Linked DNA regions of Mus musculus: region 2 is linked to region 1. Evidence: chromatin loops called from intact Hi-C (ENCODE). Cell type or tissue: gastrocnemius. All regions are shown on one strand. Links, peaks and the distances in the headings refer to the core of each region. The heading gives the core; the rest is flanking DNA.

Region 1 (15,391 bases), core at 6,747-11,746:
TACCTTATACGTTGGTATTATTATTATGTATATTATATGTATACATATTATTATATGTTGGTATTAAGATGGTTAAGAACAGTGGCTCTCAACCTGTAGATCCCAACCCCTTTGGCAAATGTCTGTGTCTAAAAATACTTACATTATGATTCATAACAGTAGCAAAATTACACTTACAGAGCAGCAACAAAAATAATTTTATCATTAGAGGTCACCGCAGCATGAGGAACTGTATTGAAGGGTCATGGCATCAGGAACGTTGAGAACCGCTGGTTTAGAATCCGAAGTAAAGACCTGACTCCTGCTCGGCTAAACTTCGCACCTTAAAGTAACATTTTGGTCTGTTCCTTTACTACAAAGTTGTAATAATTTATCATCTCTTCTTTCCCAAGCCCTGGAGGCTCTGACTCTGTGCTGTGCCCTCTTGGCCTATAAGTTGCTAGGCGGGGACAGACAGACAAATGAGTGGACTGTCTAGTGCCACATCTAGCGCTCAGTTTCTGCTACAGCACAAGAGCCCTCAGTGAGTCTGGCTGGGGGTCTCCAAGGAAGCACGTGGTGGTGTCAGCAAAGCAAAGTGCTCAGAAAGGATGAAAGGAACGGCTAGGAAGTGATTTCAGTCTTTGGTGTCTCTTTTCTTTCTTTTATAAGCCTCTCGGGCCTGACTCTGTTCTATATCTGCTAATTCCTTGCTACAGCCTAAAGCCATATTAACTCAGAAGAGAATGGAAAGTTCTCAGGGCAAAGGATATGTAACTGCTCCTCTCTGGAACAGCCAGAAAAGGATCTAACACAAGCAAGTCACATCCAAACCAGCAGTTAGGTCAACATTAGGAGGATGCCAGAAAGTGTTTTTGTTAAGACCATGAAATGGTTATCCTCTCAGACCTGCCGTCAGTGCTGGGGAGATTTGAAGCCTCTGGAAGGATCTCACTGTGTCGGTGGAAAGCGAGGGGGTCAGCCCTCTTGTAGGAAGTGCTCCTGAAGCTGCTGCTCAGGCAGTGCCTTAGCATCGGAGTTCACCATCTCCTGTCTCAGTGGGCCACCAGTACCGACACCCACACACATCCTGACTCTTTGTTTAAGTGGTTGTAGAAATTCTAGGAACCAGACAAGAGGCCAGGTCAGGGTATCTTAGAAAATGTAGAGTGTTCAAGCCAAGAATATCCTGCCTCTGGAGTGCATACTCATCACAGACGAGTTGACAGAAACAGAATTGGTTCAGAGAAGAGAGGTAAGTTTAGGACTTTTGCTGCCTAGCAAAATTTGGCAAATTTGGCCTATAATACTTCAAACTGCTAGAGATACAAGGAGTTCCATTTAAAAGAGATAAATTTCACCTCGGATTCACCTGGTCCCGCCTGGTGTAGGACAAGTTGGGTATCCTCAGGAGCAGAGCTATGGATGAGGAAGATGCCATCCAGACAGTCCTGCCTCAGGAAGGCTCGACAAGAGAGGACTGACCCCACCCACCCACCCAATCACACTACCCTCAGCTACCAACCATTCTCTTCAGTCCAGTGTCCTCTACACTCCCAGAGCCTGCGGTCCCAGTGATCGCCAGCCAAGTAACTTCTTCAAGCCACCAACCGGCCACACACAGAGGCTGTGCTAAAGGGGGGATGGTGGCAATAGCTGGCTGGTTTCTCTCAGAAAATCCCCATCTGTGGGTCTCCTGTGGGCTAGGCCTCAGCTCTATGGGAGATGGTCCCTTTTTTGAATACGTCAGAGGAGAGGAACACTTCTTCTAGGATAGTTCCACAATCTACAGAAAGTGTCTTCTCATGGTCTTGTGTGACCACAGATGAACCAAGGTCTTTCAACAAATGTGAGCAACATCTGGACGAGAGAAGCCAACCAGTGTCTGAAAGTGAGGGCGTCACTTTTCCAGGGAGAGTCAGACAGGTGTGAGGACAGATTCCAGGCTCTCTCTCTCTCTCTCTCTCTCTCTCTCTCTCTCTCTCTCTCTCTCTCTCTCGGTGTGTGTGTGTGTTTCCATTTAGAGGGGTGTGATATAAAAATTAGAAAAGAAGAGACACCTTTCATCAGCTTAGACATTCTAACCCACAGACCTCAGGGAACCATTGTCTGCTAAGAGTTCTGGGCTTAGTGACATTAGGAGGGAATCTTGTTTTGTTCCCTGCCCTCATTTAGAGTCTGTGTTAAGCCACATAGACCAGAGGCTGTTCCGTGTTTACTGGCCACAATTGAGTATGTCTGAACATTTCATTTTATGCTAATACAGAGGAGGCTTGCTGTAATAGCTGCGGTAGCCATCACCTTATATAACCTTAGGAACAACACCAGGAAGGGTGTACCTCCCACTTTGGAGGTAGAGAAACTGAATCTTGGAGCATTGCCGTAGTCACCCAAGAATTGCACAACTAGAAATGACAAAGCAAAGAAACACCTGGCATCCTTCTGAGTCCTCATCCACAGCTGAGTCCTCATCTTCAGCAGTGTCTTGTCCCTGCAGTGCAGTGGTGAGCCATCATAATTACAGAGGACAGAGGTACCATCAAATAACTGAAATGTCATGAGATTGTCTGGGTTTGTCCATCTTAAACTCTGCCCAGAATTAATATAGTTGACAAGGCCTCTGCACAGGGCTAATTGATTCCAGCCCTGTTCAGTAATGGTGGTAGTCACTTACTGTCTGGCCACAGTACAATGTACATTTCCTTGACTTTCTTGAGCAGTATAAACACCAGGCCTTCAGAGCTCTATAATGTGTAGGTTTTGGTGGCAATGTTGGGACAAGAGAACTCAAAGGTCCTTGCCTTCAAAAAAACCTTATCTCTGTTATTAGTATTAAGACCCAAAGAAAGCAGCCTGGAGCCAGTTCCACAGTGAGGTTCAGACTCTGCCTTGAGGGTCATGGGTCCCATTGATGCTTAAACCTCAGCTCTGCATCTTCTTCTCCTGCAGCAGATACAACTGTAGCTGGGAATCTCGAGGCCCTTATAAACCACAGGTCTTGCCTAGCCTCTGGGGAAAAAAAAATGAACATTTTTCTTCTCTATCCTCAAACTGCTTGGGTTTTTCCAACTCTCTGGGACATAACTTTTGCTTTGATTTCATCCTCATTAAATTTATGTCAAAGAATAGCATTGATATCTAACTGCATGCTGATAGAAAGGTATCATTTGATTCTAGCCAGACAAAAGGTTCTGAAGACTCACTCAGTTAACTCCCAGGCTCTAAGACTTCTAAAATAGCTCCATGTCCCTTTCAGAGCCGACTGTGTTGCTACTGCATGGCTGGGTTCTGAGCTTGTGCAGAAGTCCGGAGAACTGAACGGGCCACTGCTTTACCAACCCTCTATCATCAGTAAATAGGGAAGCTCCGTGTTTGGGGTTTGGATACCAACAGACCCAGCAAAAAGGAGTCTAGGCCTGGGCCAGCACACTCCTGACTTCTAAGTGTTTTCATTCAGTGCTGGGGACAGTAGTCGGTACCTGGACTGTATTATTTAGTGCCATCTTTTAATAACTATGCAACTTTTACTTAGTTTCTCCCCCCTCCCTCCCTTTCTGAAATTAATTAGGACTATCTCAGCAGTCTAGTAAACAGAAACCCACAGTGAGTATATATAGTAAAAGATGGCACTTTAGAGGAATTTTTTTTTAAAGATGCCACTAAGAAGTCTCTCATATGATGTACCTGCCTAAAAGGATTCCAGCTTCGGTTTGATTGCACAGTGCAGCTCCTAAATTGGTCTACTCTGGGATTGCCTGGCTCCAATTATAGGAATGGCCCTCTTTATATGAAGCTAAAGGGATATTTCTTGTCATTTCTATACTTCCTTTAAGAAAGATGAGTAGAGAAGTCTATGCCCTGTGCTCTGTAGAGTTCTTCAGATGCCCGCGGTCCAGCCTGCTTCACTGGATTCCTGATCCCTAGCATCTATAGAAGTGTAGAATTGTAGCTCCTGGGATCATCCTTGCAGTTGTTGCCCAGCCAGTCTTAGGTGAAGAGATGTGAGCAAGAAGAGGAAATGTGTCATTAGCATGATCTAATCGCTTCAGATCTCTGCTAACTTCATAATGAAAGATGCTGTTCTTCAACCACACTCATTGTGTATGTTTAAGATTGAAGATGCTCGTATCTGCTACTAATGTACTGATTTCATAAGTTTCCTGTGTCCCTGCTTATTTTTCCATTGGGAATTAATTTGTATTATTAAAAGCATGTAATTTTGCTCCAATATAAGTCAGTTTCCCCCTCTGACATCTATCATGTATATTGAGCTATATTTTCTAGTGTCTTGCTAATTTTTCAAATATTTCACTTTTAGAGTATTAGTTTGACATGAAGTGTTTCTTTATGGTTTCCTCCATTCCATTTATATCATTTAAATGTGTGTGCATTTATATTTCTGAGATCAGATGAATACACACTGCTATCTTCTTCTAATTTCTCTCTATATCCTCCCTCTTTCCCTCCCACATCCTCACTCCTGCTCTCCTTGTTCTCTCTGCACTGAGGATTGAACTCATGACATGCTGCATGGTAGGAACATACTGTCCCGCAGAGCACTTACAGTATACTCTTCAATCCATTAGGAAGCTGGAATCTGTTTATATACCGTAGCATGTGAGGCACTCCAAGCTGTAATACTTAGACTGAATGGATATGGGAGAATCTGCCAACCATGAGGGCCCGGGTAGGTCTTTAAATATCAAGAGAAAATCAGATCTTTTTTTTTTTTTTTTTAAAGCAGAGCTTAGAATGGAAACCTCCTTTACCTAGAGAAAAAGGGTCCTGTTGAGGCAGCTGCAGCCCTTTTGAAAGGTCATTTGGAGCCCCTCAGGAGGAAAAGCAAGCTGGCTGGAAGCCCCAAATAGCAAGAAAGCTCCCTGGGGATGTTTGTACGTTGGACTGTGAGCGAGCACCAGTGTAAACACTAACGGCCAAGTCTGAGCTCCAAGTGGACACCAGAGAAAGCAGGGATGCAGATATATGTGAACAGAGGATTTATTAAAAGTGGTCACACTCAGGATCTGAGACAGTCTGTGGAGAAAGGGGAGGCAAACCTGCAGAGAGAAGAGGCCTTGGGGTCTGCAGAAAGTGCAAACTCATTCACAGAAGCTTAGAAGCTTTGAGGGCCTTGTGAGCCTTGTTGAATTTTGTGTATTTTGTGGCTCACGATGAGGTGGTAGCTGTAACAATATGTATGTTGTGGTCTAAGTAAATCATAGCATGCAGATCTGAGAATGTAGTAAAGGTGCCAGGTGGGATATTCTTCACCCCGCCCCCATAATCTTCTTCTTCCTAAGTAAAGCTTGTCACTATGGAGCTGGTGTCACAACCCAGGACTTAGGAGGAACTAAGGGATGTGAAGGAGCAGGGCTGTCCAAAGGGACAATGTGTTCAGCTCTCTCTTCTCCGTGTGAGGTCGTTGCTAAGGCTTCCTCTGCCTGGGTGCACCACACACACACACACACACACACACACACACACACACACACACACGCGCGCGCGCGCCCCGTGTGTTAAGTACTTATCCACAACTTCCCTGGTACTAAGAGCTCACTCACCACACAGTGTACATGTGTGGGGCAGCTTTGGTTGAAAGGGCAGAAATGTCCACTAAAGTTTATTCACCAAAATATTTCCTTTTAGAAGAATTCATGTATCCTGGGTTAAAAACCATGGCCTCCTTTCATGGCATTGCAAAAGAGTCAAGAAGGCACCTTTTATCCAAAGTAAACTCAGACGGTGACAGCCAGAGGGTTACTTGATTCCCCTCACCCCAGCTGCAAATGTCTCCATCCCTTCTCACCCTGGTGCTGCTTCACCCTGGCTGCACTTTGAACAGCTATTGGCTTTCAAACCCCAGTGCCCACACCACACCCCAGAGCAATTAACCCAAATCTCTGGGCTGAAGCAATTCTTAAAGCTCCCTAGGTGATTCAAATATGTGACCAAAGTTGGGAAGGATTGGCCTTCCATAAACCCTGGAACACGGGTCCCAGATGATTCACATCTTTGATTTCCCCATCCAGGCACCAGGCCATTTTGCCAAAGGTGTGAACGTGCCCTAAGCCTGTGGGAATTCTCATGCCTGAGTAAAAGGCTGAGAGCTGGCCTCTCAAAGCTTTATTGTTTGCTTTGTTTTAAATCCCAGATTAGTAATGTGCAGATTATAGGATTATGAAATGATTTTTCTATTTTACAGTGACTTGACATCTTAAACCAAGATGTTTGCGGATCCACGGTTTTCACTGTTGCTTTCTGAGAGCCTCCCGTTTGTTCTTAGCTCCAGAGTGTACTTCCTTCCAGCTCACTTTCAACAGCTGCAGACTTTCTGCATAGCTGCCCATCATGGCTCGGGCCTGTCCCCTCACACTGACGTGGCAGGGATTTCTGTCCTTCCCGTAGGATGGTTTTTTCATGGTGTGGCCAACATGGCCCTGAATGGCTGGCTCGAAAACTAAGGGCAGGAAAGCTAAGTATGTAGGTGGTTCATGATAGACTGAGAAGAGCCAGCCCTCGTCTTCTTTGTGGTTTGGTGATGTAAATGTGTCACCTTTAGGAGGTGACAAGTTCTACTCCTGTTCATTCCTGCTGATGGGCTTGAGTCCTGAACCCATGTTTCTTGGAGTCAAGAGGTGGTCTATTCCACCTACAGAGCCTACAGCACAAACCTGTCTCCTGGCTGCCAAACACCAGCAACCACTGAAGACCACACCTTCCATGCTTCTGTTTACCTGAATGGCTGAGAGTTATGGCACATATTGCCCTTTGACATCTATAGAACATCTTATTCTTTTTCCTCAGAAGGTCATACAGAGTGCTGATGTGATACACAGAGCACTGTCAAAAGCCAATAAAATGGAGATATTTCTCTACTTGCTTTAATGGATTTCAAGAAGTATCCAGGGAGCCATGACCATAAAGTCATCAGCCTACTTCAAGTGTGGCTTATAGATTAACTTATACTTATATTTGGAAAAACTCTCCACACTACTTGCACTCTGCCATACAGGGAATTTTCTTGCCCCACACTGCCTCTACCTGCTTCACACAAGTAGGGCTGGGGAAAGATGCCTCGGTCTCCACAACGGATGCATTACCTCTGAGACAGAAAGGACTCTAAGAACAACACAGGAGCCTGGAAGCCGGAGGAAAGGAGAGAGCTCTGGCTTGGGATCTGGAAAAGTCTAAAGCCACTATGTTTACCCAGAAAGCCATGCTTCGAGGAAAGGCTTGTAGTATGGGAGGCCATTTGAGGCTGCAAGATAAGCTTACAGAGGTTTGGAAGTACACAAGTTCAAGGCTCATTTTGCCCTGGAGGTGGCAAATCTCACAAAGGACTAGAATATGGGACGCCTGTGGGGTGAGGAGAAAGGCCACAAAGATACACTAGCACTAGACCACAGAAACTGTTGAAATCCGGGCTAAATTTGATTTTCCTTCGATTTGTGTTTTTCTATATAATGTGTTTATTACAGTGTGTTTGGCCACACATTTGCATGCTCTAGTGACTTTTTTGGCTTGGTGGGCAAAGCCTAAGTCTGTTGTAATTAACTTTACATCACAGCGAACCATGCAGATATGAGTAATTCCCCTTAATTACCACTTGGTGACTGTGGCAACTGCTCTTTACAATGAGAATAAGACACAGTTAGCTGTGGAGTCATGGCGCTGTAGTTTCTGTTTCTGGTTTCAATTGTGTCCTGTGGTTTGAGTGTGATATGCCTATGACATGGAGCTTTGAGATGGTTGCAGGATTAAATTTTCTTTTAAAACTGCCCCCCAGATGAGTCTCTCACCAGGTGGAAGTCAGCAATATCAGTAAAAATCTAGGTTCCTTAGCTGGGTGCTCATCTTGTCTGCCATGTGTGCTAAGTTATTTTAAGGCATTGGATGCACATGGTGGAATCCGGTTGTGCAGATTTAGATGGGACACCATTCAAATCATGCCCCCCCCAATCTGCTACATACAGAAAAAGTCCATCTATATCCCTGGCACTGAACCTGTGAGCTTCCCCTGTGCCACGTGAAACAGTGCTAGTAGGCATTTGGAAAAGCTAGATCAAAGCCGTTCAGACCCTCGGTGTGCCCTTCATGGGCAGGATGCAGAGTTGGATGAGCTTCAAGCAGTAAAGCTTCACCCCAGAGGATTGAGGGGAACGGGACGGGACGTTTTCTTCCCAGTCTTTCCTGTCTCTTCTGGTCTCCTCTCTGTAGCAGCCCAGCCAGTCCCGTTCCTGAACTGCTGTGGGAGGAAAAAGCCAGACAGCTAAGTACGAACTACTGAGGATGAAGAAAGGAAGGGAGCCTAGGGAAGGAAGCGTTAGGTCGCAATTGAAAAAAAGATCATTGAGAAATAGGAGCGCTCCGAGGGGATCCAGAGCCTTGCCTGAATCAAAAGAATCATAAGAAAACTCATGAAGCCTTGGCCACCATCACCGATGCATCGGCATTACTCAGGGCCATGTGAAAGGAATTTCCTTTCCTCTGCCTCTCCTAGAGCAGAAGGGACGCAAACCCACGGTCCTGAAACCTGGCTGGGCCCCTCCGACTCTAACCTGGGCCTGACCTGGAGGAGGGCAGGGCAGCTGCACACACCAGTTTCCCAGCCCAGCTCAGGAAGCTGCACTAACAGGTGCGGCCGGGGGCGGCGGGGGACCCAGAACCCGGGAGAGCCTGGCGCCGGGGCCAGCGACTCCGCACCTGCGGCGGGATCCCCCTAGGCAATCCGGCTGGGAAGCTCTCACCGCCCAGGAACTGCATCCCTGCTTCGCGCTCTTCCTTAAAATTGGGCCCCACTCCAGACGGAGCCCCTGCCAAGGGGGCCACAGTGCAGTTTGGGTTTGGGTTTGATTGATACTAAGATTTGTTTCTTTGACACACTAAGCGCTAGGTACACCTCCCGGCCTTGGGGAGATGGGGTGAGGACAGCAGGGACTAGAGGACTAGTTCGGCTTCCTGGGAGCAACCCTGCAGTCTGACGCTCCCCTCGCTGTTGTATAGAACAAGAGTGCCCCCTAGTGGCCGAAAATTAGCGTCGGGCTAGGAGAGAGCAACTGTGCACATTAACACATAAAATTCTTATTTGTTCTGTCTCCTGACCCTACTCCTCTCTTGCTGTCAGTCGCATTATTTACAATCTAGAAGCCTACGGGAAGTGACCGGAAACCTATCTAGACCGACACGTTTAATGTCTGAAATCTAGACAGAATTCAGCTTCTGGACTTGCGGTCTGTTGTCCCCCCTTCTCAATTGTAGTTCTGACTTTAATGTTTCTTGTAATATAAGCTGTATCAGATGTGGATAGATAAGAGAATAAAGAACGTGATGGTCATCAGCCCTCCTATCAGGGGTGAGGACAAGCAGACAGAATTTTACAATCCAAGTCCAGGCCCAAGAAGTGCAAGGAATTATGGGACACTTTCGAGGGGCACTTGTACATGATATAAAGAACAAGCAAGACCATCAAGAAAAGAGTCAGGGGCTGGAGAGAGAATTCAGCAGTTAAGAACAGGTTCTGTTCTTGCAGAGGACCCAGTTTGATTCCCAGCACGCACGCTGAGTAGTTTCCAATCTCCTGTAGCCCTGGCTCCGGGGACTCCAATGCCCTCTTCTGGCCTCCATAGGGGCTGCATTAGTGTGTAAATATCACCCCCTCCATGCACGCAAAAATTGAAAATCAGTCTTTAAAGAAGACACAGCAGCATGTGGAGGAAGTTCCAGACAATGGAAACAGCAAAGACAGAAGAGCCCTGAGATTAGAAAAACTAACCAGAGAAGTTGCAGCACAGGGCGAAGGAAGTGGTAGACAGGGACTAGAAAGGGCGGAAGTTAGAATGAGCCTCTAAGGAGCTGGAGGTGTTGATAAAAGGGCGGGCTTCGGGGAATGCAGATGATGTTCTAGAAGCCAGTGAACGTTTAGACAGGTGAATGGCACGCTCAGATTTCTGTTTGTTCAGGATCATTCTAAATTAAATAGTGAACTTTGCCTTAGGCTAGCTGTTAGGTCTGGGCAGCCTGGCTGACAAACAGGACAAAGGAGACCTCAGGTTCATCCGATCTATCTGTTACTCCATCCTCTGGAGAAACCTAAACTCAGTGTCTAAGGTAGATCTGAGGTCTTTTTCATCTTCCCTTCAAGGCCCCCCAAAATGCCAGTCAAAACCAGACACCAGCTCCGGAGTGTGCTTCTGTTAAAAACAACCCCATAAAAGCATGCGCAGACACAGAGAGAGACAAGGTTGCAAAAGGATACGGTCGTTAGACGTTCTATCCTGGGACCTAAGAAGAGTCAGACCCCTACTTAGACGCTCATGACTACTGAGAACCATAAGACGTGAGGAGCAGACATTGCAGGCAAGCAATGGGGGTGGAGTGGCCGGGCCACGATGCTCCCACGAAGAACTGGAGGGTCAGAGGGCTTGACTCTGAATTGACACATAGAATCCCATTTCAATTAACACATAAAACTGAGAAAACAGGTTTAGAAATTGGAAAGTAACTCAAACTCTGTAAAAACAAAAGGCAATAAAACACAGTTGTCCCAATATTTGGATAGTTTAGATACCCTCGGCAATTCACGGAAACTGGGAATCTAAGAGAGATAGCTCAGCTTTGGCTGGGCCACTTAGTGTTCTGTTGAAAAGTCATGACCCATGGAGGAAGATGGTGATAAAGACAGGATGATAAGAACGGCAAAGAAAGAAATGAGATCTGGCGAGCACCACCCGAAACTCAGGCAGACAACATGAAATAGGAGGAGGCAGTCAGCGACAGCCCTGGCTTACCTGCTTATTAGTTCTGTGACCCTGCCGATGCCACTTAACCTCTCTGACCAGGTCTCAGTGTGCTGTTACAAAAATAACAAAGTTTTCATATTGCACGGGGGCTTTAGCCCTGTCACGAAGGGAATCCCTGCACGTACCAGGCCTGCCTCTTCCTGGCTCTGTGACTCAGATAAGTTTTAGGCCCTCTAGACTTTGTTCATGTGGAACACAAGGCTGCTGCATGCCTGGATTGAATGAGCCCAGGCAAAGCAAATCCAAGAATCCTGCCTTTCACACCAAAGTGTTTCACAATCCATGACCCTTTCTTTCAGCACTGATTGGATTGCAAACGTGCCGATTCCTCTCTGTATACAGCTGAAGGACGGTGTTGCCTTTAGCATGATGTGATTTCACTGGGTGATAAATATTAAAAACAAACAAACAAACATAAGCAGAGAGAAGAGGACAAAAGCGGTGCTAAAGCACATTGTCCCTCTCTTAACAGAGGAAAAGGATAAAGACTGTGAGGACTCAAGGTCTCAAACAGCCTCGCCCACAAAGCCAGGAGACCTCCATACAGATCTCTACTCTTCATTTTTCTTTCTTCTTTTCTTTTCTTTTCTTTTCTTTTCTTTTCTTTTCTTTTCTTTTCCTTTCTTCTCTCTTCTTTTCCTTCTTTCTTTCCTTCCTTCCTTCTTCCTTCCTTCCTTCCTTCCTCTCTTTTTTTTGATGAAAAACACTAGCAGTGATCAATGCCCTCCCATCAAGTGGGAATAAGGTGTCTGGTGAGTGTGAGAAACATCGATAATTCAGATCTTATCTAACATCTCCACTGAGAGGCAGAGTAATTGCTAGTTAATAGAATCTATGAAGGCACTCTCTGCAAACCTCCAGGGAGCCTCTCTAGGGCACAGAAACTAATGGGGGAAGCCTAGAAATTTTGCAAAGGGTCTCAAAGACCATTTACTTATTCCTCCCAAAAAGAAATGTTGATTTCCTGCCTTACACCTCCGCAGCACTGTGAGGGACAAAGCCACGAATCACTCCACATAGAGAAAGGAGGGAGGGCGAAGCTAAGAGAGCCTCATCCACGGGTTAGAAAAGGAAACAGCCAGGCAGACCTGAGGACCCCTCACCACCAGCCTGAGAGTGGAGGACGGGCAGCTGCCCAAGGACCCAGAAACAAACTGCCAGTCAGTTGATTTGCACACACTGGAGGGGACAAATGCCGAACCTTCTCACACCAGTCTTTATCATAAAGTCTCCTCCTTGGGCTGGAAAGATGGTTCAGTGGTTAGTGGTGCTTGCTGCTCTCCCAGAGGACCAGCTTTGGTTCCTAGCACCCAAATCAGGCAGCCCACAGCCAGATGTAACTCTAGCATCACTGATACTATCAGCCTCTGAGAGCGGCCCACACACAGCATGCTATAGATATGTATTCACATAAGTAAAAATGTAGTTATCTTTTCAAGAATGGCAAAAAAAATGTCTTCCCAAAATAATAATAATTTTATAACAGTTTTAAGTGAACCTGTACCTTATTAATCTCAACCATGGCCCCTGAGTATTATTTATTTATTTATTTTGTTTTGGGGGGGTTGTTTGTTTGTTTGTTTGTTTGAGACAAGGTTTCTCTGTGTAGCCCTGGCTGTCCTGGAACTCACTTTGTAGACCAGGCTGTCCTCGAACCCAGAAATCCGAGTGCCTCTGCCTCCCAAGTGCTGGGATTAAAGGCGTGCGCCACCACCACCCAGCGGTCCCCTGAGTATTTTAATCCCACTGTACATACCTGCTTAACACTTTCCTCTGGAAAAAAAAATGTACTCCATCTATATGTAAGGCATTTTAAAAATTTTAAACCACCTCTGCATATGTATGTGTTGATGACATCCACACATTAACTGCTCGTACCCCACCTGCCCCTGCGGTCCTCAGCTGGACTCAAGCCTGGAGTTCCCAGGACTGAAAGTAGAGAAGTAGCCAGAGTCAGTGTCATACGGGAGGGGTGGGAGGTGCCAGGCATGAGGTGCCAACAGAGGATCTATAAGCAGGAGGCACAGAGGCATGCTACGAGAGGCAGGTTCTGGGCCGTGGTGACAGGGATGAAGGCGAAACACAGCAGACTTGGCAAACATTGAAGGAGGAGTGGGTTTGACTCTGTGGCATTGGCTGTGGGGGCTGGGGAAGGCATCTCAGAAGAATCCCAGCTTTCTACTTGTGTGACTGGCTAAATAGCGGCTGCCACTATCATAGATGTGCTTAAAAGTAGAAATACAGGCAGGGTTTGAACTGGACCATGCGCCTTTGAAGCTTCTGTGAGGCTGCTAAGTAGAAGCACCTAAGTCCAAAGGAAGGGCCTGGGTGCAGATATGGCCTCGGGAATCAATGACTCGTGAATGGTCATGGGTGTGGGTAACACCCCCTACAAGGAGCCCATGGTCTAACAAGAGCCCAGGGACAAAACATGGGACTCTGCGTCTGGGTAGCTGGAAAGAAAGGGATGGCTCCCATCAACAGGAAGCAGCGTCCAGAGATGGTAGAAAACCAAGAGGGAGGAAAAAGAACAGCGGGACCCAGGGGAGGGGTGCCCTGCAGAAAAGGGCGATGGGAAACTCAGTTCCACAGAGAAGACAAGGACCACCAGGAGCAGAGAGGTCCACAGTGACCATGAGAACAACAGCAGGCACGCCTCCCAGTGCCGGGCTCTTAGTTCATCTCATTCACACTGTAGCTGTGGGATATTCCAACAGGCTCAGAAGCTTCCAGGCAGAGCAGGTAAGGGGCTTGTCAGTCAGCCCCGAAGTACTGACCCAGCTCCTAAAATTGGAGATTTCGGTCCAGGGTCATGACCACGCTCCCGGTTCTGGCTATAACCCACGATGAGGAGATGCAGGAGGGGCTGGTGCGGAGCAGTGACTGTTGATGGCTGAGCATTTGCTTATCACACTACGTTCTGCACTTCCCAGAACCCAGGGGCATCGGTACTCTGGCAGCATCTCTATCTAGAGCGTGTAACCTAAATCCTTGCTCTTAAAATCTATGTATAAGGAAGACTGAGGTTTGCAAGCAGAGAGGTAGTATGCATTTGAGTATGCTTTCGAAGGTTAATTCGTGTTATCGGCCACCTGGTTACTGGATACCCACACCACCTGAAATAAAATAAAATAAAATAAAATAAAATAAAATAAAATAAAATAAACTACAAAAAAATAGAACCTGCCCGAGGCTTCTTTGGGGTCTGGACCCTTCCCCAGCTGCCCCTCCAGTAGACAGACTGTCTTCACATGAGGAAGCAAAGGTTCACCTGGCATTTGGAATCAAGAGCGTCTTCCATATTTGATGAAGTCAATACTGACTTTCAGTCCATTCTCCCTCCCCACACCATCCCGAGGTGGACCTGACTGTTCACTCCGGAGTCTGCTGCTTGCTCCCTCACTCCTCCGTCACTCCAAGTGGAGAGTGGGCGCTCCCTCTGCTCTGATGGAGCTGGACTCAGCCCAGGTCTTCCCCCATGGTTCCAGGCCTGCAGCTCTTCTGCCCCGCTCTTCATTGGATGCCGCTTACAGCCCATTTATCTCTGGGAGTCCTCTGCTTGATCAAGCACGGGTCCAATTATCTCTCTCTAAACCTGTCTGTCCTTCATGATGCAGAAGGAACAGCAAACAGAGGTCTCTATCTCAGGTGTCACAATGGAGGTTGAGCGAAGACCAAAGATAGCTTGCACTGCATGATGCTGGTTATATGACAGTGATGTGCAACCGTATTTCCAGCTGACGACCTGATTTGAATTTTTCTTCCGATCCACATACCCGAGCAGTGTCAGGAAGAGATGAGAAGCTGTGGGATTCCGTACCTTAAGCCAAAGATGGCTGCCATTTCCTTCAGTCTAACATGAGCTATTTGTCTTTTCAAAGTTTGCTGTGGATGCAGTCCCCTTTCTATGAGCTGAAAATGTCTAGTTACACAGAAAGAATAAAAAGAACCAGGAGATGTGAGTGAGGTCACACGTGTCCACATTGCCACCACCGGCTTTCTTGTTACTGCTACAGTGCAAACATCTATTATGTATCAAATATGAAACTCATTCTTAAACTTGAAACATTGGAGCTATCGGTTTGTCTTTGTCATTTCAGAATAATTCTAAACAAGTTGCGTGTCAGTTCTCTTACCTCAGCATGCAAGTATATGATAATGAATCCCCTCTTTCCCCTGCTGTAGGTCAGTGCAGCTCAATGGCCAGCCCTTAGTGATGGTGGACGACGGGACCCTTCCAGAACTGAAGCCCCGCCCGCTGCGGGCCGGCCGGACATTGGTCATCCCTCCAGTCACCATGGGCTTTTATGTGGTCAAGAATGTCAATGCTTTGGCCTGCCGTTATCGATAAGTCACCCTCTGTTCCTGAGCTACTGGTGGGCCTGCTGGACTGCTCTCTGCTCTTCCACACACGTAGCGTCCTTATTCCTCAGACACCTTCTTTAGCAACCAGCCTCTACTCCCATGCTGCTGGGAGCAACATAGACTCTCCAAAGGGAGTCTAACCGTCATAGTGTGAGCTTAGTCTAGGTAGGTGGCATCTGTCCGTAAGGAAAAGGTAGACATCCTCTGGTGTGTCTGTTTACGCATGGACAGCTGACAGCAAGCTTCCA
Region 2 (15,391 bases), core at 3,660-8,659, 680 kb before region 1:
TCTGATGGCCACTTCAAAGGCAGCCAAGTCTCCTCCACCTGATCTATTTATGCCGTGGCTCAGTATGAACAATTGAGCTTACCTGAGTTACCGTACGCTTCCCCGTCTCCCTCACCCCCCGCTATTGCCACGCCATCTCTAGAAAAGCAGCTGCCACAGTGTCTTGTCAATACCAAGCACAACACAGCCATCGGTGAGACAGCTCAACCTGTGACCTGAATCTATGAGCCCAGTACTACGAACCAGCAGACTTTAGTATTATGGTTTAGAAATTCCATCATATAAGTCAATACTCTGTCGTAGAAGATCATCACGGCTTTCTATATGTTTGGTTTATTTATCCCTGGCCAACTGACCTTAGAAGAAATGAATAACATCGCTCTGGGGGCAATGCCAGGGGTTCAGAAGAGACTGTTAGAAACACTTCTCAGACAAGCTCCTCTCCCTTTAACGTGTGCCTTAGCGTCTCCATAGGAAACAGAGGAACCAGGGACCTCGACCGGGACAAATGCTTAACAACCATGATACACGGCAACAATCAAGCTTACTAAGAGCAGGGCTTTGCACAGCCAGGGAAGAACTGTCACCCAGCACACCGTGGGGCAGGGAAATGGTGTGTGTACTATGCTTAGGTCTGTCCCACTGCCCCCAGCCTGCTGCCCTCCTGGAGGAGTCACCTTCACGAACTGCACATCACTGAGAATGTGCACCGAGTAGTCAGGTGTGTAGAGGTTGTTGCTGCTGCTGTACAGTTGCGTGTTGCTTCCGCCGAAGTCACTGCGCTCTCGGTTTGGAGACTCGGAGCGATTCAACCCGCTGCAGCGAGAAGGGGACCGGTTTACTGCAGATGGTGAGGAAGAGGGAGGGGAAACGAGAGAGGAGACAAGGAATGGCGGGTGGGAAAAAGAGAGGAAGGATGAGAGGAAGGAGGAAGAGAGAGAAAGGCGCTGTTTACCGAGGTCCCATGGCACTACCAGGCTATGGCACTGTAAGGACAGGGGCCCACACCCCACTAGAGCCCAAGAAGGGGGTGGCTTGTCGGTGTTGTCTCCTGTGATGCCAGAGTGCTCTGTTTCCCTAGATGGGGGTGGGGACAGAAGTAGGAGGCTGCCTTGGCTCTTGTCTTTAAGTTAGGTGTAGGAGAACCCCCAACTACACAAGGATAGTGCTGTGTCTATGGTACTTCTCTGCTGGGACAAGGTGCTGTACACAGTGTTATGACAGAAAGACCAAGGCCTTAGGCTTATCTTCAGGATCACCTGTCATTTCACCATAGCCGTATTTTATGGGGGCTAACTTGGCCTGCCTGAGCAGTGGCAGGTGGTGGTGGGTCCATGAGCCATAAGGGTAAATAGTTACAAGTTGTATAGCATGTTAACATGCATTTAAAAATATTTTAGCCTTGCCTTTTACACCCATTCATACCAACCTGTAAAGCAAGGCTCTACTCCATGAGTTTTATGGCAGCAACAGGGTTGCGTGGGGTGAGCCAGGCTCTGGTCTTAGGGCTCCTGGACTCTGTATCTTTCAGGGATGTTTGGTTGTGGAACTATAGAATTCTGCATGTCTGAGATATGTAGCAGGAAGAACATGGGCTCAGGGAGGGCACAGCCCCTTGGCTATTATGAATGCCTTGCATTATCCAGGACAGTAGTCCTTAGAAATGTGGGTCACAGAAAGGCTCATTCTGGCATAAGTAGAACCTGGAATGATTCACAGACTTTCAGCCAAAGACTTAAACATCTCCATAGTTTCTTTAAATTCAGTAAAGACTGTGCCATTTGATTTTAAAATGGACAGTGATCTGTCTTCCCTAGGACCAATAGTGGGGAGGGAAGCCGAAGGTGATCTTAAGCACTGTCTCAACACTGGGACCAGTCCAACCAGAGAAGGCAAGGCCCTTCTCATCCCGTTTCCCAACTGATGCCGTCTGCATGTCTTCCCAAGACACTAAGGAGGCTGCTGGCTTCTCAGAACTCAGATCTACCTCAGCTCTAGTGAAGACTCAAAGCCTTCAAAGTTCACTCAGGGTAGAAACTTAGGGGTTTGATTCTGCCCCGTGAGATGATGCTCATGTCAATCAAGACGTCTGGTCGGCACCTGCTGGAGTGAGTCACAGAGTCTGATGACGTGTCTATTTGCCAAGCCATTACAAAAGGCCATTTACTTGCTTGAAGCTATTTGCCTCCAGTAACCAGGGATCAGCCTTGACTTCCCTACTCTCTTAGGACCACACCAACACCTGCCATTGGCTTCTAACCCAATGGGCTCTCTCTGTTTTCTCCTCTTCCTACTCAAGGTCAGTGATCATTGATTTTGTTTGGGTCACAATCTGTTCTCCTTACTAATCTCAAACAGCAGTCCCCCCCCCCCCCTGTGTGTGTGTGTGTGTGTGCGTGTGCGTGTGTGTGTGTGTGTGTGTGCACGCACGCGCAGGGGGAGATCCCATGACTCCAAGTCAACACCATACACTCCAATAGTAGAAACCCAGTTTATACACTGGGTTTCCCCTTTCTCACATACACATGATAAAATTGACAACATAGATACAGTAAGAGACCATTTACCACTAAGTTTTAACTAATGAAGTAGAATTATAATATACACTACAATAAAAGTTGTTTATACATTGTGACTTCCCTGTTTTCTAAATTTTCATCTTAATATTTATGGATCTTGATTATCATGGGCAATAGAAATCACAAAACGTGGAAGTGTGGGGAGAAAGAGACCACTGAGATCTGATCCCACAAATTCATTTCTGATTCCACCTGAGTAAAAACCCAGGCTCCTTGCTGACCCCCACTCTCCTGACTGATTTAGTCTTGGGCCTCCCTCTTTGCTCTTGGCCTCTGGCTTCCTTGGGCACCCTCAGTCACGGAAGTGCCTCTTTCTGAGAAGATGCCAGTCTCTTGGTTCCCAGGCCTGCCTGCCAAGGTGGCTTCCTTCTTAATCCCTAGCTGTCTCTGAGGATGCTCACTTCTCTGAAGACCTCATCTGGGTCCCCTGGAAGCTCTCTGTTACTGCCTCTTTCCAGTCCTTCCAAAAGCACTTTTTACAGAGATCGATTACATATCCATCAGCTCTGTTAACCCTGAATCCAGCGAGGGTACAGCCCTCACCTTTCCTGATTCCTGTCTTTCCTAATCGTCATCAGCATACACCCACAGAGTCTGACCTGGGGCAGGTACTCAGTACAAACGCAGAGTGGACAGATCTGTACCTATCATCAGCCCTCGAAGGGATTTTAATTTAGAATCTAAATCCTGTTTAAAGGGAGGTATTTAGGGCTCTCTTTCCTCTGCGAACTATAGTCACCTGGGGAAACCCATTTCTCCAAGAAGCTAGGGCTGATAGCAGGATGCTAGAAGTATTGCTGTATAGAGTGAAATCCAAGACGCCTCAGGCCTTGGCCTAGCAGCTTAGGGGACAGGCCAGGGAGCACCAAGACTCTGCCTTCTCTTTAACAACAGTGTGTGAGACAAGAGGTCCTGGAGTCAGGCCTGTGGAAGTGCCTCATTCACAGGTGTTGGAGGACCAGACCATCCAGAGTGATTGAGGATTGACACAGCAGTGACCGAGAACAAAGGGACACATGCACCAGTGGCTGTGAGCCTTAAGACTGTGGTCTTGGTCCCTTGGAAACAAACTGATGGGTTCTGGCTTGACCAAATCTACTTGTAGCTCTTTGGGATAGCAACTGGCTAAGAAAGCCAGAGCTCTGTCCTCTGGGGTAGCTGGGCTAGTAGCAGGTAGTATGGCATGCGATCAGGGTCTGCAAAACTGACTCAGCGTCCACTGAGTCAGGCGTAGCTCAAGGGAGAAGGCGTGAGCTCTGCCTGTAACTTCATGGGTGCATCTTCCACTTTTCCTGACCAAGCTGGGGCTTTGCAGCCCACAGCCTCTGCTCCACATGCTGATCTTGGGTCACATTTCCATACACTATTTGGGAAGGATGACAGGGAAATGGAACCTCTCTTACCTACTGAGCTTTCCCCATCTGCAGACTCATCTGCCTGAATCACTTCCATTCCTCACAACAGGGAACGGAGGTAACAATAGAGGCAAGTACATTCTAGTTCTCTGCTAAGCTCTCATTGTGAGCACCTAGGACAAGGAGATCACCCTGCTTTTATTCAGGGACTCACATGTTAAACACTGTGTGTGTGTATATGATATATATACACATGTATGTGTATATGTATATATATCATATATATATATACACACACACATATACATATGTGTGTGTATATAATATATATTACACACACACACACACACACACACACACACACACACACACACACACACACACGGTATAAGACCAAAAGCAGGCCAGAGGCATGTTGGCCACTTGGCCCAGCTCCTATTGGTGTCTCTGTGGTCAGTACTGATGTGTTCTGTTGTCTGATCTGATGTATTCAAACCCCCCTTGCACCACACTTAGGGTTTTCCACTTTGTCTCACACACTGTTGTTAAAGAGAAGGCAGAGTCTTGAGCTCCCTGGGTGCTCCCTGGCCTGTCCCCTGAGCTGCTAGACCAAGGTCTGAGGCATCTTGGATTTAACTCTATACAGCAATACTTCTGGCATCCTGCTATCAGCCCTAGCTTCTTGGAGAAATGGGTTTCCCCAGGTGACTATAGTTCATAGAGGAAAGAGAGCTCAAAATAGCTCTCTTTAAATAGGATGTGTGTGTGTGTGTGTGTGTGTGTGTGTGTGTGTGTGTGTATGTATGTATGTCACTGTTATGTTGTAAGGAGAAACATGTTTTAATATTTTTTAAAAGTAAATACACCACTGGATGTTTATTTATAAAATCCCAAAGATTCTCAACGCCAAAAGATACAACTGTCTTGTAAAAGAAATTAAGAGAGAGAGAGAAAAAAAGAAAGAACCCTCATTCGTGACAAAGAAACTCCCAGCTCATCTGAGTGTTGTGCAAGACACTGTTTCAGCGTCCCAGGGCCTGACATTCCTCAATAGGTAGGACACTGATGACTCGGCACTTTGGTAATTGTGCGCATACTGGGAGGCTTCGGAGCGAGGGAGATGGAAAGGGAAATGCTTTTAATAAAAAAGAGAAGAAATCAGTAACAGACGAGTGCCCCAGCAGCATGGCAAACTCGTTCAAGTTGTCTTAATTCCCCTTGACATTTCCTAAGAGCACAGAGGCACGGCTTGGGGGACGAAGCAAAGTGGAAAACCCTAAGTGTGACTCGAGGAGGGCTTGAATGCATCAGATTGGACAACAGAACACATCGCTGCTGACCACAGGGACACCAACAGGAGCTGGGCCAAGTGGCTAACATGCCTCTGGCCTGCTTTTGGTCTTAGAGCATGTAGCTGGCTCCAGGGTGACTGGGTAGAAGGGAACACTGCTTCCTACTTAGCATCACTAACTCTCTGGAGGACTGTGGTAGACCTCCATCCACTCCACTGCTGCCATGTGTGGTCATGCTGAAGAGTTGTCTGTTCTGGTTGGCAGCTTAGAGTGACTGAGGTTGGGTGGAGAACATACTGCAGTAAAATTTGGGGAGGTAGAAGAAGACATGGAGGAATATTTCATATAGTAAGTGATGCTGGATAGAATCTCCTTTAATCTCTACTAATATACAGGCCTCCTTGAAGACTGTCACATAGTTCCAGGACTCTTGTCTCTCTTGTGCCTACCTTTATCTAGTGTACCCTCAAAGGGAACAAAACTCAAAATCCACAGGCATAATGCTCACTTCCCCTTTGGAGCATAAAGATTTGGGGGCTCTGTGCCTGCCTGTCTACATCTTTTGGATCATGACAGAGGGATGGGGGGAACGGCTTTCCTTTGGTCATGGTTACTACCACAGGCCATCTGTGTTCCCCAAATTAGATAGGGATGGGGTTTAATACACAGGCTTATAAGAGTACAGACTAAGATTATTAAAATTCATCATTCTTGGTAGTTTGTTTTTTCTTTAACATCAGACAACCAAATGCCAAGAGCCAGCCCTCCATCAAGCCCCACGTGAACTCTGCAAGCCAGCCCCAGTTACACTCCCAGATGAACTTGCTCACGTTTCAAGGAGTGTGTTAATGGTTCCCAAATGTTTACTGCACAAGAGCCAACCCCAAGGAATATTTCCACTTGCCACATTGTACAAAGCTGGAAGATTATTTTTAGGGACTCCTCGTATACTCAGGCAGAAGACGACATCATCTTTGATCTCAAAGCACATTACGGATAGACAATAGCCTTGGTTGTGATGTCTCTTTCTCTGTAGTTTTTGTGGATTTAGGAGGATTGCCATGGGAAAGTCGATATTGTCTCCATCAGGAGAAGAACAAGGGGATGAATTTGGTGAGAGGGAGAGATAACTGCAGTGGGGCCAAGGAGAAGTTTCATTTTTAAACAAAAGCACCTGCAGTTAGCTAATTGCACTGTTCTCTGGAGGTGATCCATAGACCACTAAGCTCTCCTTACTTCAGACTCAAAGAAATGCCTCATGGATAATGATTTGCAGTCACATGCTCAGTATTTTTGAAATATTTGGTACAAGGACTCTTGGACTCCATCCAATGTGAGTGCCATAGTCATTAGCATGGCTAATGCAGACGTTGTCCTCTAGGGGGCGCAAAATGCCTACGTGTAGAGATGCAGTAACTTTCCCAGGCAAGAGAAAGCAGCATCTAGGGACCTGGATCTCTCTACCTACTTACGATAAATACAGGACTGACCAGACAGCTTATGTCTGTGAGTCTGTCTCCCTGTAATAGTCCCCGCCCCTCTCCCAGAACAGCTGAGAAACTAGGATAAAACGATTTCTTTTATAAAATTTCTTCTTCTTAACTTTCAGAATTTATTTTATTTATACAAGTGTTTTGTCTGCAAGTATATATGTATACCGTGTAGAATGCCTAGAATTCTGTAGAATGCCTAGAATGATTTGGGAGACAAGTTAAAATAACTGTGTTTGAGGTTATGAATATGAGGTTTGAGGTCTCAGGACACGGCCTTTCCAATGTAGAAGGTCAACTGACCAGATGTAACAGGGTTTTGGGTCACTGAGGCCAGAAGAGGGCACTGGATCCCCAGTATCTGGAGTTACAGAGGGTTCTGAGCTGCCATGTGGGTACTGGGAACTCAACCTGGGTCTGCTGCAAGAGCAGCCAGTGCTCTGAAGTTTTGACCTCTCTTTCTGGAATTCGGATTTGTTTTTAAAACTTTTTCATTTCTAGGGGTTATTCCCTCCCCCCCCCCCCCGGTGCAAGACAAGTTAAGGTTTAATATGTATATAACCTTATATTTCTGGAACAGGAATAAAAATGAGACCAGAAGGAACCCATGATTCCTTGCCACAAACTTCCCAGGCATCTTTGCTAACATGGGACAGAAACAAGAGTCAGCGTAAGAGGTAATGCTGTAGCATAGGGTCCTGAGAATGCCAGCCAGCTATCATGGAGGCTAGCGGTTGTCCAAAGACAGAGCCCATCAGCAAGAATGGTAGAAAGAGCAGAAAGAGAAGGTACTGGCTCCTGGTAGCTTTCTCCTGCTTCACCTATGACTGGTCCACTCTGCAGAGCTGAATCAAGACTGGGAAAAGGATGGGCTTGCTCTCAGCTTGGTTTTTTTTTTTTTTTTTTTAGCACTTTCATGTTGGATTAAACATCCACAGTCATGGAAAATGGGGAGAAGAACTCCCTGGGGTGCATGTCAGCCAGAATAGGAGGAAGTCTCTGTCGCTGGTGGGAGAAAGGCTACACAGCAAGTCTGTTTATTCTCTGGCATTGGGTTACAGACGTTTTTTCATAATAAATATTGTGAACCACCACTATCCTTTACACTGAGAAATTATAACTGGGATGTCTGGATAGTTAAGGGTTAATTAAAAAGAAAAATATATGCCTGCTTTGATTCTTCTGGTTTAAAATCCTGTAAAAATACGCACCCCCACCCCCCTTCTGCAGCTCATTTGCAGTACAGCTTGGCATTCGCCAAGACTTGAAGGTCCATGATGTGGTTGCCTCTAATTCTGCTGGCATGCGGGGGTGAGACCGCTTAGCTGGTGTGGGTACCAGATTGGCCTCTCGCATCAACTATTCTAGCCTGTAGCCATTGGGAAGGCATGAATTCTCACAAAGCAAGAAGAGCTTTATTCCTTAGTGGAAAATTACCATCCACAGAGACAGAAAACTTTGGTGAAATTTGAGAAGGTGGTTAAGTTGTCTTGAACAGATAAACATGGGAGCCAGATGGGTTTTGATGGGAAAATGTGATTTGGGAGACAAGTTAAAATAACTGTGTTTGAGGTTATGAATATGAGGTTTGAGGTCTCAGGACACGGCCTTTCCAATGTAGAAGGTCAGCTGACCAGATGTAGCAGGGTTTTGGGTCACTGAGGATACAAAGGGTTTGGTGAGGGAAACATAGGTGGGGTAACCACAGGGAACGATGGACTTCATTCTTTCTAGTACAGAAGGAATCTGGGGTCTGGGCAAGGGAGTAGAGGCAGAGAGAGAAAGGGGGCAGAGTAGGCCAGGATGTGAGAGGAGAGAGAAGGGAAGAGAAGGAACACTTGGGGAGCGAGGAAGAAGGTGGAGGGAGGGAGAGAGGGAAAGAAGGAGAGTGGAGAGGGAGGGAAGAGAGAGACAGAGAGACAGAGACAAAGAGGGAGGGAAAGAGAGGGAGAAAGGGATGGAGACAGGGAGGGAGGGAGAGGGAGGGAGGGAGAGGAAGGGAATGGGCTTGTTAACTTCAGGAAAATTTTATCTAATACATTCCTGCTTTGGTCTGCACTCCATGGTACTAAGAGATAAACTTCTAAAGATAGAAACAACAGAAACAGCCATTTAATTATTCAACTTTGCTGTACCCAATGCAGTCATTGGGTTACTGAGTACTCTCATAGGTTTCACTAGATTTAACAAGAAAACCGTCAAGTTTTATATCATTGACATGAGGTGCTACACCAAATGGAAAGGTATGTGGGCACTTTTACATACAGTAGTAACCTCCGTAGGTGCAGAAATGAGCGTACTATCACACAGTGGAGTACTAAGACGAGGGGGATGGGTTAGCAGCTAACTACAGGGAAGCAAAGGTTGAAGCAAACGGGATGCTAGGCAGGTAGGACAGTGTTCCATCATTTCCTCTGTCTCTTCTGCACTTTTTATCCCCCCACTCGGCAAGAGTCAAATTATGTGGGAGAATGTACATTACTTCTCACCTCAAACACACACACACACACACACACACACACACACACACACACACACACACACACCCTGGCAGGAAAATTCCTGACACTGTGCAAATGAGTTATTATTTGTGCGATGCTTTATGTCTTAGTCATCCAGGAGCCTGCGGGTAGGGGCCAGTTCTCATGCAGGACAGTGAAAGGGGACCAAATGCCTCCTGCTAACCCGACTGGATCTACAGAGACCAGAGATACTCTGCATGTTTACCTGGGGAGCCTGCCAGAGAGTCCCCTCTGCTGAAGGCGAAGGTACGAGACACAGAGACGGGCACTAAGGAGTAGGGGTCAAGGGCATGTGAGTGGCAAAAAGGAGATAAACACAAAAGAAGAGAGACAAAGCAAAGAGGGTGAGACCGTCTGTTCCCAGTTCTTCACAATAGCACATTTCTTGGCAAAAATAAACCTTGCTTTGGAAAGCACAGGGATTCTATGTTTATGGAGTCACTCTCCAGAGAGACAAAATAAAATGAACTCCACTGAAGGTCTCCTGAGAGGAAATGTAATCACCTCAGCGAGACTCACAGATGCCAGGGACTAACACAGCCAGTGCCCTTGGGGAGAGCACATGAGCAGCCTTCTCTCAAGCTGGCAAGTCTGCTAGAGGCCAGCACTGTGCCCTGCCCTCTGCTCTCCCAGTGGCCACATGTAGCCTGTTCAACTGCAGGAGAGCACTCGGTTAGACATTCAGAGGCCAGGATGCTCCCATGAGGACATCTGCTAGGAGGCTGGATCCTGCCCTGGCTCCCAGGTGCTGCTCTTTGCTCAGAGACCTTAGGCAAAGGCAGGGCAGGATTCTAGTGGCACAACTGTGAGTCAACTTTATGAATCAAGTCAGGTGGTTTCTAGAGAGCACAAGTTCCAAAGCACCTCTTTCTTTTCTTCTCTTTTCTCCCCCTTTCTCTGTTCCCAGCCCTGGCCATCACTCATAGCTTCGGTCCTTTCCTCATGTTAATCCTGATGTGAACTTACACAGGACTCTGTCTTATCTGGTCATTTTCACAACCCCTTCCCAGGACCCAAGTGAAACCGATCTACAGGATGAAGGCACATGAAATCGGAGGCTTCTGGGTCCTTATCTCCTACAGCACAGATTTGATCTCAAATTATTTATCCAAGCGGGGGAAGAGGAGGAGGTTTTATACCTACCTGGGGACCATTCTGCCATAGGATGTTAATGAGTGTCTGAACTGGCCTCTGTTTGGAGACGCACTGGAGCAATAAACCCCAGTCTCCGGGAGAATCGGTTCTTCCTAAATTAAATTCTACTCTGCTAAGCAAATGGAAGGCTCCTTCTCCTCGGCCCCTGCATAGGTCTGTGTGCTTCTGTGATACCTGGGCTCGTGTGAGGCTTCTCTAGAAAGCCAGGCTCCCTCATCATGGGCTCGAGGATTTCTTGGCGATCGAAGTCAAGATAAAGAATAGAGTGCTAGCTGGGCACCATGGCACGCAGATGGAGGCAGGCAGCTCTTTGTGAGTTCTGGTCTACATAGCAAGTTCTAGGCTAGTGAGACCCTGCCTCAAAGAGGGACAGAGAACAGAGTATGGATTGTGCTTCCTGAGGCACACTCAGGAACACCTGGGAGAATCTCTGTAACGTCAGGTTCAACACTGAGACACAAATCACAGGTGTTGAACTAGGTCAAGACCCTACAAGAGTTGACTGCCCTGTGGTGTGGCTTAGGTTCAAGCTCCTCCTCCCAACTACATGCTGATGTTCCTGGCTGGTAAAATGTGGAGCTGGGGGGCTGGCGAGATGGCTCAGCAGGTAAGAGCACTGACTGCTCTTCAGAAGTTCCTGGGTTCAAATCCCAGCAACCACATGGTGGCTCACAACCACCAGTAATGAGATCTGACACCCTCTTCTGGTGCGTCTGAAGTCGGCTACAGTGTACTTATGTATAATAATAAATACATTAAAAAAATGTGGAGCTGGGGGCTCTTGGACCTTGACATCAGCACCAGCTCAGAGAACAACGTTGGGGTGGGGGTGGACTTTGCATTTAGCTCACACTTCACTTGGGGTGGGGGGGGGGGAGGATTTGATGGAGGACAGACAACCTCTTTTCCCCTACTGGGCAATGTTCTTTGTCTTTCCTGAGAATGTGTGTGCAAAGGCTCAGAAGCATGGGAAAGAAAAGAGAACGTAATGCTTCCCTCTAGTTAGTTAAATACAAAGTATAATGACTCATGTATATGAAGATGCCGTGGTAAAACCCATCGCTTTGGATGCTATCTTAAAAACTTTAATAAAATGGGCGGGGGGGGGAGACTATGGTTGCAAGTTTACTCTTCTCACTGATAAAACTGAGGGATTTTTTTTAGAGAACTAGGATCAGAGGAAGTCAGGTAATATCTTCCCACTTGACATTGTTTTTAGTTTATTTATTTGTGTGTCTGCGGGTAGGTGTGGCATAGCATGTGGGTGAAGGTCAGTTATCTTCTTTTCCAACGTGGGCTCCAGGGTAACAAACTCAGTCTCATCTGACTCAGCAGCAAGGGTCCGTTCCTGACGGACCCTCTTTTGTTGGGCCTTTTTAAAGAATGTCATATGAACTGGGGAGGGAAGGAGGTGGCGAGATCTATGATACTCTTTGTTTTCTGTTTTTCTTTATTCACAGCTCTTTTTGAAGAGCCAGAGCAGAGCCAGAATTTCTAGGTAGCATCTTTTTTTTTTTTTCCAAGACAGGGTTTCTCTGTATAGCCCTGGCTGTCCTGGAACTCACTTTGTAGACCAGGCTGGCCTCGAATTCAGAAATCCGCCTGCCTCTGCCTCCCAAGTGCTGGGATTAAAGGCGTGCACCACCATACCCGGCCTCTTGGTAGCATCTTAACAGCCCTATCATGTCCATACAGTGACTGAATTCTGGACCACAATGATCTAAAAATCTGTATCCATTGTGCTGCGTGAAATAGTCATGAAACAGGAGATGTCCCATCCAGGCTAAGTTATCAATTGGCTAGGTGATTTGGGACAAATCATTTCTTCACCTTTCCTTATTAGAATTTTAATTAATAAACTTATTTATTTATTATCTATTTTTTGTGGGGCTGGGATTTGAACTCAGGGCCTTGACCTTACTAGACAACTACTTGGCCACTGCTCTATACACCCTGCCCTTTTTTCTCATTCTGAAGTGACATTTAACTTGCTGTTCTTGGCCTATGATGCTTCAAAGCCTTCAGATAAATTCAAATATAAAAACACTATGTAAAAATCTCTTTTATGATGAAAGGAAATACCCCACTTGACATTAAAGTGGCCACTGCAAAATTTAAACCAATGAATCTAAAGGAATTCTAGAGAAAATTCTTTCTAGATTACATTCGGATCACAATCGAAGCCATGCTTTCTACACACAAACACACTGATTCTGCACAGAAACTAGCAAGAAGGTAGCACACAGAAGGGCAGTTCAAGCCAGCCACCAGCCCTGTGCCAGTCCGCACGCACCCCCAAGCTGCATGCATGGCCAGCTGGCAGCCACCTTGTCGCCGACAGAAAAGCTGTAGGCAAGGAAAGAGCAATGGCTAAGCAACAGATTTCACTAGCCTTGAGCCACAACACCAAACGCCACAGTTACCTTTTCCTAAGGACAAACATCATAGACCAAAACCAAAACCAAACAAAATATTATAGCACTTCAGATAAAGGCCAAGGGTGAATTACCATCGCACAGAAGGAAAAGGACGGCCATCAGAGCATACAGCTCAACTTCCTGCATTCCCTGACAAGTGGCAACTCATGATGCCCCCCCCCCCCCCCCAAGCCACACTTCCGCTCATCCCTTGTGCAGTAACAGAGAAGCCAAGGCACACATTCCAGGCACACAAAAGCTAAGCCTCCGTGCTCTGTGGGTACCTGGTGGGAGGCAGTGTTCCCGGCAGAGCATTACAAGGAAGCTGCCGGCATTCAGCCATTCTCGTTAACCCAGCCCATGTTCAAATAGCCTGGTTCAGGTTCCCAGAGTGGGCTGAGGCAGGACCATGGCAGGGAAGACATGAGGAAGGGGTTTGAGAGATACATACGGAAGACAGAGGATCCAGCCAGACTTCCAACCTTCCGCACGTCATTATCTAAGGACAGAAGGGTGCAGTGGGTTTCAGAAGTAATTCAGAAAACAGAATGTCTCATGGAAATCTCCACTTCTACTCCACCCCAGCACCAATTAGCCCTGCAGGAATCAGGCAGGAAGGAGGGTAGTAGGGAAGAGCGTGAAACAACGTGTCCTTTCTTTCGGAAAAGCCGGGTCTCCACCCCAGCACTTGCTACAAGATTACCTTTTCCACCCCCACCTCAGTTTTCTTCCTCTTAAAGCCAAACAAAATCTGAAGTTATTTTTATGCCGTCTTTGCACAGAAGGAAACCCGAGCCAAGGAAGCGAAACAGCTTATTTTGAAGGTGTTTAACAGGAGTCAACACAAGAGTCGTGACTTCCGCCTAGATCTTTCTTGGTGGGCCCCACTGCTTCCCTGATAAACTCCCGGCTTAAGAACTAGAATACCTGAGCAAGCGCTGGTCATGATGGCTGGAACACCATAGTAGGTAAAGGCTCCGTTCTCAAAGCGAAGGCCTTCCTTACCAACCTCCACTTCCACTTTCCCCTGGAGAGAGAAGGAGGGTAAGGAACTTACTGAGGCTGGGATGGGCACTTCCAGGTCTTCCAGGTTCCCTCAGACCCCAAGGACTTTTGTGGGCACGGACAAATGGACTCACATGATCACAGGGAAGTGTTAATTCTGCCTAGATTTCCTTTACAGAAACACAAGCTCCGACTTCAGAAGCCCCTTGCAGTGAATTCACAGCTTTATCAGCCCTAAAGCAGCACGTGGTCCTGAATAACGAAGCTCTCCTGCTACACTGTAGCTGCCTTTCGAGGACACAGGCCTAAAGCACCAGTAAGCCAGAGCATAGTAAACAGCTTTACTGACTCAGTGTCCCAGACGAGACCATTTCTGGGTCTGGCTGAGATAGAACCTGCTCTTGTTGAATTCACCACTGGTGACAGTGATAACTAGCATTCATTGTCAATGATAGCAATAACTACCATGAGTGTAGAGCTGCATTTATGCAGCTGTTACTGTTATGTGCACCTGTGGATTCTCAGTCAACCCTGCAGGGTTTCTCTGTGTAGTCCTGACTGTCATGGAACTCACTGTGTAGAGCAGGCTGGCCTTGAACTCAGAGATCTGCCTGTCTTTGCCTTCCAAGTGCTGGGATTAAAGGTGTGCACCACCACGCCTGGCACCTTGGCATTTTTCAAAATAAATACTTGCAAACGGGAGGATTAGGAATTCTTGACAAAATATCAACAGTTGTTGAAGCTAGGTAATAGTTACGTTTTTTCCTTCTTCCTACTTTTTGGCTAGTTTTCCATAATAAAATGTTTAAAATGAACATTGCCACCTGGCATATGTAACATTTTTATGTCCAGTTGACAGATGGATTGATTCAGGCTCAGAGAGGTTCACTGGATTAGCCAAGGTTTGCTAGCAAATAGAAACAATGACATTTTGAAGGCAAATCTTTCCAATTCCTGAGACTACTACCTTTTTTTCTATTTTATCCCCTTCAGCTTTTTATTTGAAAGCTTTTCCTTATGAAGGACTGCATGTGTCCTTGCATTATATACACAGTGTAACACAATTCATTTCTAAGGTGAAGAAAAGGACCCCATTTATGGGGGTAGAATCATCATTACTGAGGTTGCTTGGAGTGATATATATGAGACAAATCAAGGCATAAACGGGATAGGCTGAGGTGGACTGTATGGCCAGCGGCCAGTTCTAACTCAATGTGATCTTGACTCGGATCTTAAGCCATCACTGTTTCTAGGGCCTATAAAACTCTGCTGGGAAGAGACATGGAGCCAGTGACGGAGCTCACGGTGGGGCCAGGACAGGATAAGCTGTGCTCCAGTGGAACTCTGCCTGACACTTTTAATTAAGTAATTAATTTTATTTTAGACAGAGTCTTGCCACGTAGCTCGGCTTGCCAGCAACCCAGTATGTAGATCAGACTATTCTAAAACTCACAGGTATCCTCCTGCCTTTGCTTCTTGAGTGCTGGGATAACAGGCATGTGTCATCATACCCAGCTGTGACAGATACATAAGGCAGGCCTGTCCAGGTACCCAGGGTAGGCAACTGATAGCCTTT

What was found. Peaks named below come from ENCODE experiments on the same cell type or tissue, not always from the same donor. Only the 100,000 strongest peaks of a DNase experiment are listed, where the experiment ranks them.
Region 2: it touches region 1 in a loop (7-fold over the local background); 23 of 42 quality-filtered maps call a loop at or near these places.

What each region holds. Positions count from the first base shown.
Region 1 is chr19:42,788,685-42,804,075 of GRCm38, reverse strand. Hpse2 (heparanase 2) reads left to right here. Exons shown (of 12, transcript NM_001081257.2): 12 at 14,964-15,391. The coding sequence ends at 15,129. Among named protein-coding and RNA genes, the nearest start is that of Hps1, 16 kb to the right of the region's middle. In gastrocnemius, for the core only: a CTCF peak has its summit at 8,992 (motif pointing left); a DNase peak (open chromatin) is centred at 8,982; H3K4me3 peaks cover 728 bases; H3K27ac peaks cover 212 bases.
Region 2 is chr19:43,470,295-43,485,685 of GRCm38, reverse strand. It overlaps Cnnm1 (cyclin M1), which reads right to left. Exons shown (of 12, transcript NM_001373992.1): 5 at 13,738-13,837; 6 at 13,262-13,309; 7 at 9,444-9,506; 8 at 678-841. Among named protein-coding and RNA genes, the nearest start is that of Cnnm1, 38 kb to the right of the region's middle. In gastrocnemius, for the core only: a CTCF peak has its summit at 6,586 (motif pointing right); a DNase peak (open chromatin) is centred at 6,606.